Linked DNA regions of Homo sapiens: all the other regions are linked to region 1. Evidence: chromatin contacts called from ENCODE Hi-C or POLR2A ChIA-PET data. All regions are on one chromosome and are shown on one strand. Each heading gives the region's core, a stretch centred on a gene start or an enhancer-like site at or near the end of the contact. The rest is flanking DNA. Distances are from core to core; before and after follow the strand shown.

Region 1 (4,283 bases), core at 829-3,328:
TCACAAAGTAATGAATCTGTTGCTTTTAATAATAGTGACTGGGAAGGCCACAACATGATAGTAATGCCTTCTTTCTGATATATATATATAATTTATTTATTTTATTTTGTTTTTTTGAGATGGAATCTCCCTCTATCGCCCAGGGTGGAGTGCAGTGGCGCAATCTCGGCTCACTGCAACCTCCGCCTCCTGGGTTCAAGCGATTCTCCTGCCTCAGCCTCCCGAGTAGCTGGGATTACAGGTGCACACCACCACCACATCTGGCTAGTTTTTTTGTATTTTTAGTACTGATGGGGTTTCACCATATTGGCTAGGCTGGTCTCGAACTCCTGACCTCGTGATCCGCCCGCCTCGGCCTCCCAAAGTGCTGGGATTACAGGCCTGAGCTACCGCGCCCGGCCTCTGATAGGTTTTTAAGAAGATCCTTAAAAGATTGCAGCGAGACTGCCTGCTTTGGTTTCTTGGTGCACAGGTGCTCTGAAGCTCCATGCTGGTGCCAGAGCGAGTGTGCCCAGGAGGTTTTGATTGCAAGAGAGGATACGGGGCGGATTTCTCTCAAGACTGCATGCAAGAATATCAGAGCAGCTGATATTCTTTGAGAAAGTTAGTTAGCCATTGCCCTGATTGCTTTTCATCTTTTTACAATAGTTTGTCCATTCTCTAATAAGTGGTGGAATGTAGTAATGCTGGAATATATTTGAGGAGGAATTTCAATGGCCAAGGTTTTATAGATGATCTTCCCTTTTTCTATCTTTCTTACTCTAGCTGGTCGACTCACAAATCTATCATCAGGCACCACTCATTGAAATGAATAAACACTTCCTAGGTTTGAAAGGTCTGAAAGGCCAGACTTGTAAATCTACCATTTTCTGCCTCCTTGGGCAAAGCCTCAACTTTTACCTCGCAGTAGAAAGGCTCACGCCTGTAATCCCAGCACTTTGGGAGGCTGAGGTGGGCGGATCACCTGAGGTCAGGAATTTGAGACCAGCCTGGCCAACATGGTGAAACCCCATCTCTACTAATACTACAAAAATTAGCTGGGCGTGGCGGTGTGCACCTGTAATCCCAGCTACTCAGGAGGCTGAGGCAGGAGAATCACTTGAACCTGGGAGGTGGAGGATGCAGTGAGCCGAGATCGCACCACTGCACTCCAGCCTGGCGACAGAGCAAGACTCTGTCTCAAAAGAAAAAAAAAAAAAAGGAAATAATGACATTTTCACTGCAGGACGGCTGGGAAAATAAAAGTGAGAAAATAGGTGGGACATTCCCTGGCACAGTGCTTGGTGCATATTAGGTTCTTAATAAATTAACCTTCTATTTCCCTTCTCCTTTCTTGACTTTTTAAAGAGTTTGACCAACCCCATAGTCTCATTCATTCTGTGGATAAAGTATTCAGGTGCATTTTCCCAGAGCCCCTTGTGGGAATCACATGTGGATCCCTCGGTGCATTTCAGCACCCTCACTGCATGCTTTCTTGCAGTGGCTCGTCCTGGGTCATACCTTGCGGAGGTGGGCGTGGCTGGGGCTGGCCTAGCTGAGGCCCCAGCTGGGCTTGCCCTGGGGATTTCGCTGATTTAATCTGTGGAGCCTAGAGCAGAAGAGAAAAGAAGCCTGTTGGTATCACCACAGCCCTTTACTTCCTGGGTGAGAGGGCAGCATTTATGAAGATCTTTTTATCATTGAGAAGAGACTCTTACACATAAAGTGTACAGTTCTGGAGTATACAGTGTAGTGAAGTTCTATATGTGTATACGTCGGTGTAACCACTGCCCAGATCAAAACAGAGGGCATTCTCTGCGATAAAGCCTGCCCCGTGCCCCTTCCCAGCCAGCAGCCCCGTCAGTATAATAACTACGATTCTGATGTTTGTTATCATAGATTACTTTCTGTGGGGAAATCTGGGGTGGGAGGTGGAAGTTTGGGGACTTGCTTTTACATAAAGCTGGGGAGCTGGCAAATTCTTTGGAGAGCAGTCTGGTAATCCATGGTGGGAACTGTGGAGGGGAGGAGCGACGTGGGAGCTCATCGAGGTTGGGGAAAATGGGAGACACAATAGCGTCCATTGACTGGTTCCCTGGGAGCACACAGAGGGCTTGTGTGTCCATATGCTCTCGCACACGCACGCACACACATCCTGCTCAGGCCCAGCACCGAGGGCACAGAAGGGACAGCAGTCGATCATCTCTGCCCACAGTGCCCAAAGGCCATTTGAGACAAGATTGTTCTCCCCAGGATGGTGAAGAAGGGAAGGGGCCTCTGAAAGCCTCCTCAATTCACTTACTGGGGCAGGCTGTGAAAGCTCTCCCCAATGTCTGGCCTTCGTCCACACCCCCATTCCTTCTCCCCAAGGTGGTTTCTTCCTGGGGGTATCCCCTTTGGATCCAGGGGCTCCCCATTTCCAGACAGCCTGGCATTTCTCATGGCTATAAAGTCTCCTTTGATCGTGAGGGTCTTACCCAAGGTCTGAGGGGGGAGGGCGCTGTGCCTCCTGGCATCGGGAGCTGGCTCATTTTGGAGACAACAAGGTCGGCCATCAGCTGTCTGTCCTCTTCCACATGCTCTCCAATCAGCGGCATTGAGCTGTCCATTACCTGTGGGGAGGAAGGGAGAGCTGAGGGACCCCCATGCCAGGAGAGATGGCGGTTGGGCATCACATCCCAGAAGTGGGGGCTCAGGGCTCAGGACAGAAGTGACCACCAGATGGCGATGTCCTCCATGCAAATCACCTCCAGCTGGGACTGGCCGGCAGCGACATCAGTTCCCTTCGGTTCAGTCTAAACCACTCCCTGGAGGTAGTTCAATTCGGCCCACGTTTGCTGGATGACAGCAATGCGACAAGGGCCAGGGAGCCTCTGCCGACCTTTTCTGTGCTTTTCTTTGGGGAGCCGCTCTCCGCCCCCTCCTTTCTCACCCTGGCCCCCTCCCAGGGTCGGGGCTGGCCACCTCTCCTTTGGCCCCAGGTCAAGGCTGCTTTCCACAAAGCAGAAACAGTAAAGGTGGGGGCTTGATCATGACAAAAATATGACGCGGGCTGGAGTTGACCCAGGGTTCAGAGGAAAGAGGGAAGAGGAAAGGCCTGTTTTCCGAGGCCCTGGCAAAACACAGGCGGGAGGGAAAAGCATTCCACAGGGAGCTGGGCTGTTCTCAAAGTGCTTCTATCGGGAGGAACCTGAGGGATCCGAGTTTCCCCTTCTGCTGTTTTTACAAATAGAGCAACTGAGGCCCAGAGATGGGAGGGGACTTGCCCAAGGTCACACAGGCCAATGCTCCACGTGATTCCCTGGGCATGGGAAGCTATGGGAGATCTGGAAGGGGTGTCTGTCAGGCCTTGGCGCATCTGCGGAACAGCTGGCCGCGTCACCCTCTCTGCTCCACTGCAGGAGTCGGCGGCCTGCATTCACCCACGCCACCCCATCAGACTCACCGTCTTGTCTCCCCTGTTCCCACGCTCTGGACATATTAGGTTTTCTCTCTCCTCCAGGTTCTTATGTAATCCCTCTACCCACTCCTTACCTGGCCAACTCCTTTCATCCAACAGGGAACAGCTAACTAGGTCTTCCTCCAGGAAGCCCTCTCTGATAGTGCAAGCTCTGACGAGCCACCTGACAACTGTATCCTGCCGTTCTCACCTGGTTTCACACGGGACAGCTTATCCACGGCACTGTCACCCCTTGCTTACTATGTCTCCACCACCAGACTGGGAGCCCCCAAGGTTAGGAATGGGCCCCGTGTCCTGCTAAGCAGGTGTGCCCTCCACAGACACCTGTTTAGTGGAGGAATAAGACGCCCTTGTGATAAGCCCGGCTCATAAGGATAAGGATACTAAGAAGCGCCGTATTTTATGGGGCATTTCCTACGTGCTACGCTCTATTCTAAGCATTGGGTGTGGAGGATCTCTCATAAACCTCAGAATAGCTCTTTGAGGCAGTACTATTATCCTCATTGTAATCAAGAGGAAGCAGAGGGTCAAAGAAGTGGCAAGGTCAAGGACACAGCACTGGCAACCCACGGTCCTCCCACTGCATCAGGCTAATTCCCACCAAGCACTGGAACAGCACACCAGGGTAGGAACTGAGAAGAGGGAACCTGGGTTCCAGGCTTGGCTTCTGCTGTGTATTTGCTCTGTGATCTTGGGCAAGTTTCTTTTCCTCTACGGGCCTATTTTTTTTTTTTTTTTTCTCAACAGTGAACTGAGGGATCTGGGCAGCTGCTAAGACCCTTCCAGCTGGGACTTGTAGGGATCTGTGAGTTTAAGCACCCACTTTGATTAGGAAACTGAAAAG
Region 2 (4,283 bases), core at 1,002-3,501, 390 kb after region 1:
AGCATATCTTATATCTCTATATTATTTAATATTATATGTCTCTGTATTAGCGATCTAGCTAGAATCGCTTCAGGCAGTGATAAATGTTTGAAGGAAAAAAAATGCATAGTTGGGCCTAGAGAGTGCGGACAGCACGGTCTGGCAGGGTCTCCCTGAGGAGGCGACATGAGATCAGAAACTCAGTAGGAGGTGCATGGGTAAGAGTGGTCACATCTGCAGAAATGTTTCAGGAAGAAGGAGAACTAGCAAGCGCCGAGCTAGTAACACAGACACCATGGACATGCTTTACACATACCACATCTATGAAGTGAGGACTCTGTCCCCACTTCAGGTGGGGAGGCCAAGAGCTAGAAATAGGGAGTGACTGATCGAAGGCCTTGCAGCTTGGAGAAGGCAGAGCCGGGATCCAGCCCAGGCGGTCTGCTTTGCCTACACAGGTGGCCTCTGTGCCATGAAGCCAGGCCGCCTACCTGGGCTAGTCCTAGATGCTTTGTGAGCTCGGAGGTGGGCACCAAATTCAACTTCAGGGAGGGAGAGAAGCGGGCACAGAAGCACAATCTTGATGGATGAGAGCAAGGTACATGCCAAGCCAAGGAAGTCTCTGCCTTTCTCCTTCCCCTCATTTGGCCCCCAAGCTGCCACTTACCTGTGTGCATGTCCACCCAAAGTTGAGAGAGAGGGAAGCTCCACCCTCCATACACACGGGGCTCGCTCTGCTCACTCTGTTTTCCTCTCCACTCAAGTCACCTCCTCAGGAGGCCTTCCCTGCTTCCCACACCTCAAATACCAACTTCTCTGTTGCTTTTGCTTCACCTGTTTCTCATGACCTGCCCTTAGCCCACATATCTGCTTACTTATTGATTGTTTTCTGCAACTCTAGTATCAGCTCCACAGGAGCTACTGTCTATTTCATTCACCACTGTACCCTCTGTGTCTGGCACATAATGAATGAAAGGAAGGAAAGGAGGAAGCAGCTTAATGCATACAGAGACATTTAGAAGAGGTGAAGGGAACACTTTTCCAAACACACACACAGGTACCTGGGAGTGAGTGCAGGAACTGTGTTCTATGTAATGTTTGCTGGAGCCTGGCACTCGAAATTTGCCTCTAATAAATTCTGTTGAATGAATGGATATCTGGAATTTGAAATTAAAAGTTCAGGAAGCCCAGAAGAATCTGGGCAATTATGTATGAAATAAGGAGTAAAGAAATGTTATTATAAAAATTAAGTTTCTTGATGGGATGTTAGAGAAGTCCCAGGATAGAGATTCAGGAGTCAAGGGCTCATTGTGGCTCAGGGGCTGATACGCTGGGAGGATTTGGAAAAGCCACCCTTCTCTCTTCCCTAAGTCACAGTTTGCCCATCTGTAAAATGGGGACACATAGAAAAGTCTAAGGGGCTCTTCTGACTCTGGAACTCTAAGATTTTATAGACCATCCCCTCCTCTGGGACAAGCCCATGCATCTCCCTCTTGCCCCAAACATCCTCCCTACAAACAGTAAGCCTGGGTGGGAGCTGGGGAGGGGGAGGATCTGAGAGACTCTGATGCCTTTCGTCAAGGTCTTGCATTACTGATGCTTCCTGGCTCCTGCTCTTCAGCCCTCTCTGAGGTCTGACCTTCTAATGAGCGGATGCACATTATCAGCCGCTGCGGTTTGAACGGGTGCCTATAATTTAGTGTTGCCTAATGCTGGAAACTGAGAGCAGAACTTGCGTAATTAGATTGGGGTCTCATTAACGTCTGCCTCCTCGGGTGTTTTTCATTCTTGGTTTCTCCTGCCCTGTATTTGCAATCCCTTCTGTCTGTATAAACATGGCTGTCCCTTTTTATCTCTCCCTTGTGGGGCCAGGCTAGAATTTGGGTCCAGAACAGCGAAGGCACTCACAAAGCATGAATTTTAACATGCCCCGGGATGGCCCCTGCTCTGCTTTCTAAATAGAGAACCTGGATGTCTGGGTTGCGCTTAAGCACCTCGAGCTGGCTGGCTGGCCACCCTGGGTTTGGGTTTGGACAAAAACCAGAGGAAGGAGGGCTATCAAGACAGCTGCTGCAAATACTGGTGATTTAACCAACTTGTGTACAATGCTTGGCCATTTACAAAGCACTCCTAGAATCTGACCTTGTAAGCAGGGACCTGGTCTATTTTGTCCACTGGTCCCCTAAGAGTTATTCTCTTTTTGTGCCCTCCTGACCCCATTCTATGCTTTTTCCACTCTTCTCTGCCCTGCTCTGAGCTACAGGAGATGGGTCCCTGTTGGCAGCATCAACTCAGCTCCCTTGCTGAAAGGTTTCTGCTTGCCTTTGGCCAAAGTGAGGCCCCAGCAGGAGACTGGAAGGCAGAGGGAGAGAAGGGGGTGGTACTTCTCTCTAGTGCCCACTGTGCTTTAGTGCCATGACTTTGAAGGTAGCTGAGTTCCTCCCCAGTTATAGCTTCAATGGACCAGCTCTCCTGCTCAAGTCTAGATTAAACCTACTAGATTTAGTCTAGAAATTCTATTCTCTCCTTTTGTCCCTTCACCCCTAGGGATAATGGTTTCCTTCTGTTGTCAGATTCTAAATACCTCACGTTCCCTTAGCCCCTCACACTCCTCCATAAGTTGCCCCTTCCTTAAAGTCTCTTTATTTAGACCATTTAGGGGTGAATTCTGTCTTTTGCCTGGTCCCTGTCTGATACAATACCCAATGTCTGAAGTGGTCCCTGGAACATAGTAGGTCCTTAATAAATGTTTGTGGAATGAATGCACAAACTTTTCATAGATGACATCTCATGTCATCCTTACAAAAACTATGCAAAATAATATTATTACCTTTTACAGATTAAAAAACACTGAAGCTCAGAGAGGTAAATTCTCATACCTGAGCAACAGATTTTTAAGGGAGGGCAACACTCCCATACTGTACCCTGAATGAGCTGTAGCTTCACTCTGCACCCTGGAGAAATCTCTACATACTGCTGCTTTCTGTACAGAGACTGAGTGTCCACTCACGCCAGCCTGGTGTGGGCTCAACAGGACCAGAGGCTGGTGGAGTGGACAAAGATTCGAAGACACTTGGAAATTCACTCGGTATAGAATCAGAGACCTGGGTTCAAATCCAAGTGGTGCTACTTTCTAAAAGTGTGATCTGGGGCAATGAAATCAATGACAATGATTTAACTGTCCCAGTTGTGACTCAGTTTCTTCCTCTCTAAATGGGGCTATAATAATTATTATTACACACTTAATTTAGTGATTATCCTGATCCAGGCATTGTGTTTAGCATTTCACATTATACTAACTCATGTAATCCTCACTGCAACCCTATGAGGAGGTATTGTTATTATTATTATTAGGAGGAGGAGGGGGAGTATTACAGATAAGTTACTGCCCACGGTCACACAGCTGCTGTCACCGTGGCAAATCTGGGATGTCCACCAAGGCAGCCTGCAGCCTGCTCCAGAACTGTGTTCTTAACCTTCAGGCTATACTGGCTGTCTACATTATTATTAGGCCATTTCATGAGTTCGTAACAACTAGGTAAGAAGACCATCTATGATGGGCACTTAGCACAGCCCTGGTGCACAAGGTGCCATCAATAGTGGTGACTGACTTTTCCTTGTTCCCCACCTAAAAGTCAGATGCATGGATCCTCTCCATATTTTTCTTCCATGTCGTTGTTCGATTGTACTCTTGCATGGCATTCATAGTAGGAGACATATGGCTTCTTTAAGCAGCTCTGCCCCTTGCCACACACAGGCCTTGGAGCCAGACTGCCTTGGGCTTGAATCCTAGCTTTGCCACTTATTGGCTGGAGAACTGGATGTCATTACCCCATCCATTGGTGTTTCAGCCTTTTTATCTATAAAATGGTGATTTTAATAGCACACACCCTATAGGGTTGTCGAAAGGATGAAATGAGTTAATTCATGTTAAGTGCTTGGAGCAGTGCCTAGCACGTAGGAAATGCTATAAAAGTGTTTGCTAAATAAATAAAAGTTCATGAATTTTGTATGTGCAATTCAAGCTGGCTTAAACAAAAAGGGATTTTTTTTGGCTCAACTAAGTCCGGATCCAGAGCCTTGAATAACATCATCAGGGCATCGTCTCTCTGCTTGGCTGTGTGTTCCTTTACCTTGGCTTCATTCTTGGCAGATTGTTCACTCAAGGAGAGAGATGGCCACCAGCAGCTCCAGACATACATCCCATCCGCTCTGTGGTCCCAGCAGAAAACATGTGCCTTTCATCCAAGAGTTCTGGCACTGGCCTGGCTTGGGTCCCAGTGAGATATTCCAATTGACTGGGG
Region 3 (4,283 bases), core at 527-3,026, 320 kb after region 1:
TTAACTTGAATGGTGGCTGTTTCTTTTTCCTCCAACCTCCCTCTCACCCCAGGGAATTCCCACTCTTGTAAACACAATCATCTATTCCAGTTGGCTCCAAGGTAAGAGTGCAATTCCAGGCTCCACAGAGGCTAGCGTGCCCGCCCTGAGATGCTGTTCCTGATGTGGTTCAGGCCTTCCTAACCTCTTATTGTCTCCTTCTGTCTCTGCAGTGATCCGGGCCAAGGTGGTGGGGAAGAAGCTGGTAAAGGAGGGGCCCTTCGGCACGCTGGTCTACACCATCAAGCAGATGAAGGTAGGTAATGTCATCACCCTGGCTCCGGGAAGGTTTTTGGGTTTTTGCCAGAAGAGTCCTGGCTAAGGGAGGCAAAGTGGGTTGGAACTGGGGTGTGTGTCTAAGCACCAGCCAGACCCAGCCCTTCTGCCTGCTGGAGAGGGAGCTGCTAAGGCTGCATAAAGGGATGGGTAGGGAGGGGGCATGGGGCTGCCTTGTCCAAGAGCCCATGCAGGTGGAGTCACTCCAAGGCACTTGTTAGGAAGCTGAGCTCTGGAGCCAGATGGCAGATAGCCTTGTTAGCTCGTAACCATGAGACCTTGGTCAAGTCACTGCCCCTCTCTGGGCTTTAATCTTCCCAATTGTGAAATGAGGGGGTTGGACTAGATCATCTCTATGAACTCTTCTGAGCTCTGACTATCTGGGACTCAACAGTGCTTACAGGTTTCATGCAGCCACTGAGGTTACAGCTTAGGTTTACAGCCCTCAAATCTTTACATGGAAACTGTGCTGATCACAGGAACCTCATCCCAAGGCAGGAACTTCACCTTCTTTCCCTATTTTCCCAGCTGATTGTCTTCTTGCATCCTAGATAGTTAGCAATGTTTGCTAAGCATATTCTTATCATTAAACATATTACTGAGGATATGAACATCATGAAGTACAGGAAGGAGGTATGCCCTTAAGAAAAAGAACACCAGATTTGAAATCTAGAGAACCTGCCTCCTAGTCTCACCTCTACTCCTAAATAGCCTGCTTACCTTGGGCTTGTCCCTTTTCCTGGGCCGCAGTTTTGCCACCTGTTAACAGTGTGGGGTTGGGCTTGGTGCTCCTAACATCCTCTCTAGCTCAGGCATTCTAAGCACCCTGGGATGCGGGCCATGTTACTTGTAAGGAGGAGCGGGTGGTATACAATGGAAGGGTGTACTGGTGATTGCCTTAGCACAGAAGACTGGGGCTTCACCTTGAATAACTCAGCAACTGGTTCATCACCCCATCTTTGTAAGCACCTCTCTACATGCAGAGCTCCCAGCTAGGAGCCAGGGAGGCCGTGAGGGAGATACAGTTTCCATCTTTAGGAACTAGAGTCAGGTTGGGAGAGAAGAGGCAGGTATGTGTGTGACTCATCAGAAGTTCAATGTGGGGTGTGCTGAGGTCCACAGGAACTGTCCAGCCCTTTAACTTATTGCTCATATTTGCATCCCTAGCAATTAGGGTAGGACCTGGCATGCAAAAGTGACTTGGTGAATGCTTATCTGTCTAATACGGGCATGAGGGTGAGACCCCACAGGCCTGGAAACTCCCCAGAGGAGACAAGCCGCAATGTCCAGGTAGAAGGGAGTGGAGGAGTGACGCAGCCCACGGTGGTACCCAACCATCCCCAAGGCCAACCTCCAGGCTTTCTTATTCCTGTGTCCTGAGGCTGGATGTACTAATTTTGTGGAACCTGTTGCTTTGGATTCAATTTTGCAAACATCCACAGCCTTCTGGTTATGTAATGTCCAGAGTCAGCCCTGGCCAGTTGCCCTTGGCTGCCTAAGCTTGGTCATGAGACCAGCTTATGTCTTCAGACAGCCCTGGGGAGAGAAAAATGGGCAGGGGTGGGGAACCAGCAAGAGCAACAACAACGCAAAAAGCCCACTTTGCAACCTCTGGCAGACAGCGCGGGAATGCCAAAGCATATTAGACCAAAGCAGAGGTTCAGAAAACACACGAACCTGCCTGGTCTGGAACAATCCTCATTACGAGACACTCGGTGGTCAGCAGAGAGCTGAGAGGGAAATAGCTGGGAGGCAGCAGTTCCTAAGCCTGCCTGGTTTCCTTCCTACCATCAGGGCCTGGAGACCAGGGTGACCAGAGGCCCTTCCTGTGGACATAATGTCCCATTCCCCCTTGCTGGTGTCAGACCAGCCACGGGTGGTTGTTTAGAGACCAAACAACACTTGCTAGCCTATCAGCATCAGACACTCCCACTCCCAGGCTGGTGGGCTTAGAAGACACACTCCCACTCCCAGACTGGTGGGCTTAGGCTTTCGGTTCACCATCCTTCGCCTGAGCTCATGAATCATGGTGCTGGGAATTAGATGTAGGATCCCTCGTCTTACTTCTGACAGAGGCGCAAAGGGGAAATGACTTACTCAGAGTCAAGCATTTAACTAAGGGCAGATCTGATCCCCAAGCTGAGGCATCGGAATTTCTTCCCAATCCTGTGTTCTTTATATGACTCCCAAATCTCCCTGCCATCTTAATCATCAGTCACCATCTCATGCCTTTCATTCACTCTGACCCTCCATAGAGGGTATCATGATCCATAGAACTGGTCAGTGCCCTTCTATCCAGAGACACCACTGGAATCTGCTTGTCTCTAGGTACCAGCCTGCAAGTCAGACAAGATACAGGCTAGAAGTAATAGTCCGTCCATCCATCCTCTCGTGCTTCCTTCCCACCCTCTCTCTGTGCTTAGTACTGTACTATGAACTGGGGATACAAAGATAACACTGCTTATAATTATGATAAGACTTGGCATCAGTTAACATTTACTGAGCAATTGCTTAGTGCCAGGCATTCTGCTAGGTCTTTGCATAGATCAGTACTTATACTAACACTGTAAAATAGATAACACCTTGTCCTCTGTTTGACAGGTGAGGCAACTGAGACCTGGGAGGTCATATAACTGTTAAGATTATATGGCCACAAAGTGGCAAACCTGAGCAAAACTACAGGGTCTTTGCCTATAAGGAGATAATACAGTATGGAGCAGCAGGCTGATTCATCATTCCTACCCACTTTGGGGTATATAAATGCCCACTCCATATGTTTTTAGTTCCCAGGGAACAAAAAGAGGTCAGTTTGGGTTTGTTGGTTTATCATCCAGCAGTGTAGGGCTGGACTTGTAATATCCTGCAAAGGGTGTATCAGAAAAATCTTTGTAGGAGGGAAGAGAGAGAGGCCAGAGAGGCAAGCCTGCATGAGTTTTGGCACTGGTCCCTGGGAGACTTTGTTCTAGCAGATTAGACAGTCTACCCTAGAGAGTCAGAAGGGGTGAGCAAGGGCTTCCTTAGAGCAGGACTAAAGGAACTTGGAGAACCTGAGACTCCGAGCCGCCCTGTCTGACCTCTCTCTTCTCTCACTGATGGAAGGCAGGCAGACCTTCTCCCGTCTGCTAACTCTGGAGCCTCTGACCCATCTCTCAGGAACACTTCAGTACACAGAGACCTGCGATATGTGTGTGTGTGTGAGGGAGCAGGGTGTTAGAATGTTGAGAGAGCTTATTGCAATCCCAAACTTGGAAATTAGCTGGGCTGTGGGGTGAAGGTGAAAGTTTCCAGAACTGGCTGCTCTAAGCTGTGGGGACCTTATCTCCCATCAGGACCATGAGAAACCGATCCACTGTGCCAGGAGTTATTGTTTATGTAGCGGAGACATGCTCTCCAGCTGGCTGCAGGGGACAGAACGTGGGGGACATTATGTCCCAGCTGGTCCTGGGAGGGTCCCATGGGGAGACCCGCTGGTCATGTGCTTTGCATGTCCTGACTGTAGGCAGAGCAGACCTCCAGGGACTTCCTTCCTTTAGTGGTTTGTCTAACCAAATGAGCAATAGCAGGGTCTCGCCTTTGAAGCTCTAGCTGGAAGCATCTTTGACCCCCAGCCCACAGGGAACCATTCTTCTTGCAATGCCCGTGGTTCTTCCTGCCTTAGGACTCTCATCCAGCCCTCTGCAGAGACTGGCTCCATTTCTACATTCTCTGCCTGTCCTGCTAGACAAATTGCTGTATAGAGAAAGATCATGGCCGTGATAGCTCGGTCGGTCTGTAAATAAGAATTTGTGGGTTTAAATGAGTCCGTGATGTACACCAGCATCCAGAACAGTGTTGATCTTTGGTAGGCATGCAAGACATAGTTGGAATCATTGAGGCAACTCATGCTGTCAATGTAGAGTGAAGGCCAGACATTTCATAAGAAATATGCAAATGTCCCCAGACTCAGAAACTTCTTTTTTACTTTATTT

Evidence for each region. A loop is a pair of places that touch in the nucleus more often than their neighbours do. ChIA-PET counts read pairs that join two places held with the same protein, here RNA polymerase II (POLR2A). Pooled maps may share reads with other maps.
Region 2: a loop to region 1 is called in a map of heart left ventricle, with 5 times the contacts of the local background. The contact joins two enhancer-like sites. A Hi-C loop is called at or near these places in 3 of 168 maps with a recorded cell type or tissue (heart left ventricle and heart right ventricle) and 10 of 50 pooled maps. POLR2A ChIA-PET finds 5 or more read pairs at or near these places in 1 of 52 experiments (GM12878).
Region 3: a loop to region 1 is called in a map of heart left ventricle, with 10 times the contacts of the local background. The contact joins two enhancer-like sites. A Hi-C loop is called at or near these places in 3 of 168 maps with a recorded cell type or tissue (Right ventricle myocardium inferior, heart left ventricle and testis) and 8 of 50 pooled maps. POLR2A ChIA-PET finds 5 or more read pairs at or near these places in 1 of 52 experiments (H1).

The regions. Positions count from the first base shown.
Region 1 is chr22:32,526,418-32,530,700 of GRCh38, forward strand. It overlaps SYN3 (synapsin III), which reads right to left. Exons shown (of 14, transcript NM_003490.4): 11 at 2,457-2,591; 12 at 1,501-1,588. Among named protein-coding and RNA genes, the nearest start is that of SYN3-AS1, 46 kb to the right of the region's middle. RefSeq lists enhancers at 2,469-2,970, 2,971-3,470. Within about 2 kb of position 2,079, at least 4 of the 41 ENCODE cell types and tissues checked have a DNase peak (open chromatin) inside an H3K27ac peak, as active enhancers do.
Region 2 is chr22:32,918,504-32,922,786 of GRCh38, forward strand. The region is part of intron 4 of SYN3 (synapsin III); the gene reads right to left. Among named protein-coding and RNA genes, the nearest start is that of TIMP3, 120 kb to the left of the region's middle. Within about 2 kb of position 2,252, at least 2 of the 41 ENCODE cell types and tissues checked have a DNase peak (open chromatin) inside an H3K27ac peak, as active enhancers do.
Region 3 is chr22:32,849,240-32,853,522 of GRCh38, forward strand. All of the region lies in intron 6 of SYN3 (synapsin III), which reads right to left. TIMP3 (TIMP metallopeptidase inhibitor 3) reads left to right here. Exons shown (of 5, transcript NM_000362.5): 2 at 213-295. Among named protein-coding and RNA genes, the nearest start is that of TIMP3, 50 kb to the left of the region's middle. Within about 2 kb of position 1,777, at least 19 of the 41 ENCODE cell types and tissues checked have a DNase peak (open chromatin) inside an H3K27ac peak, as active enhancers do.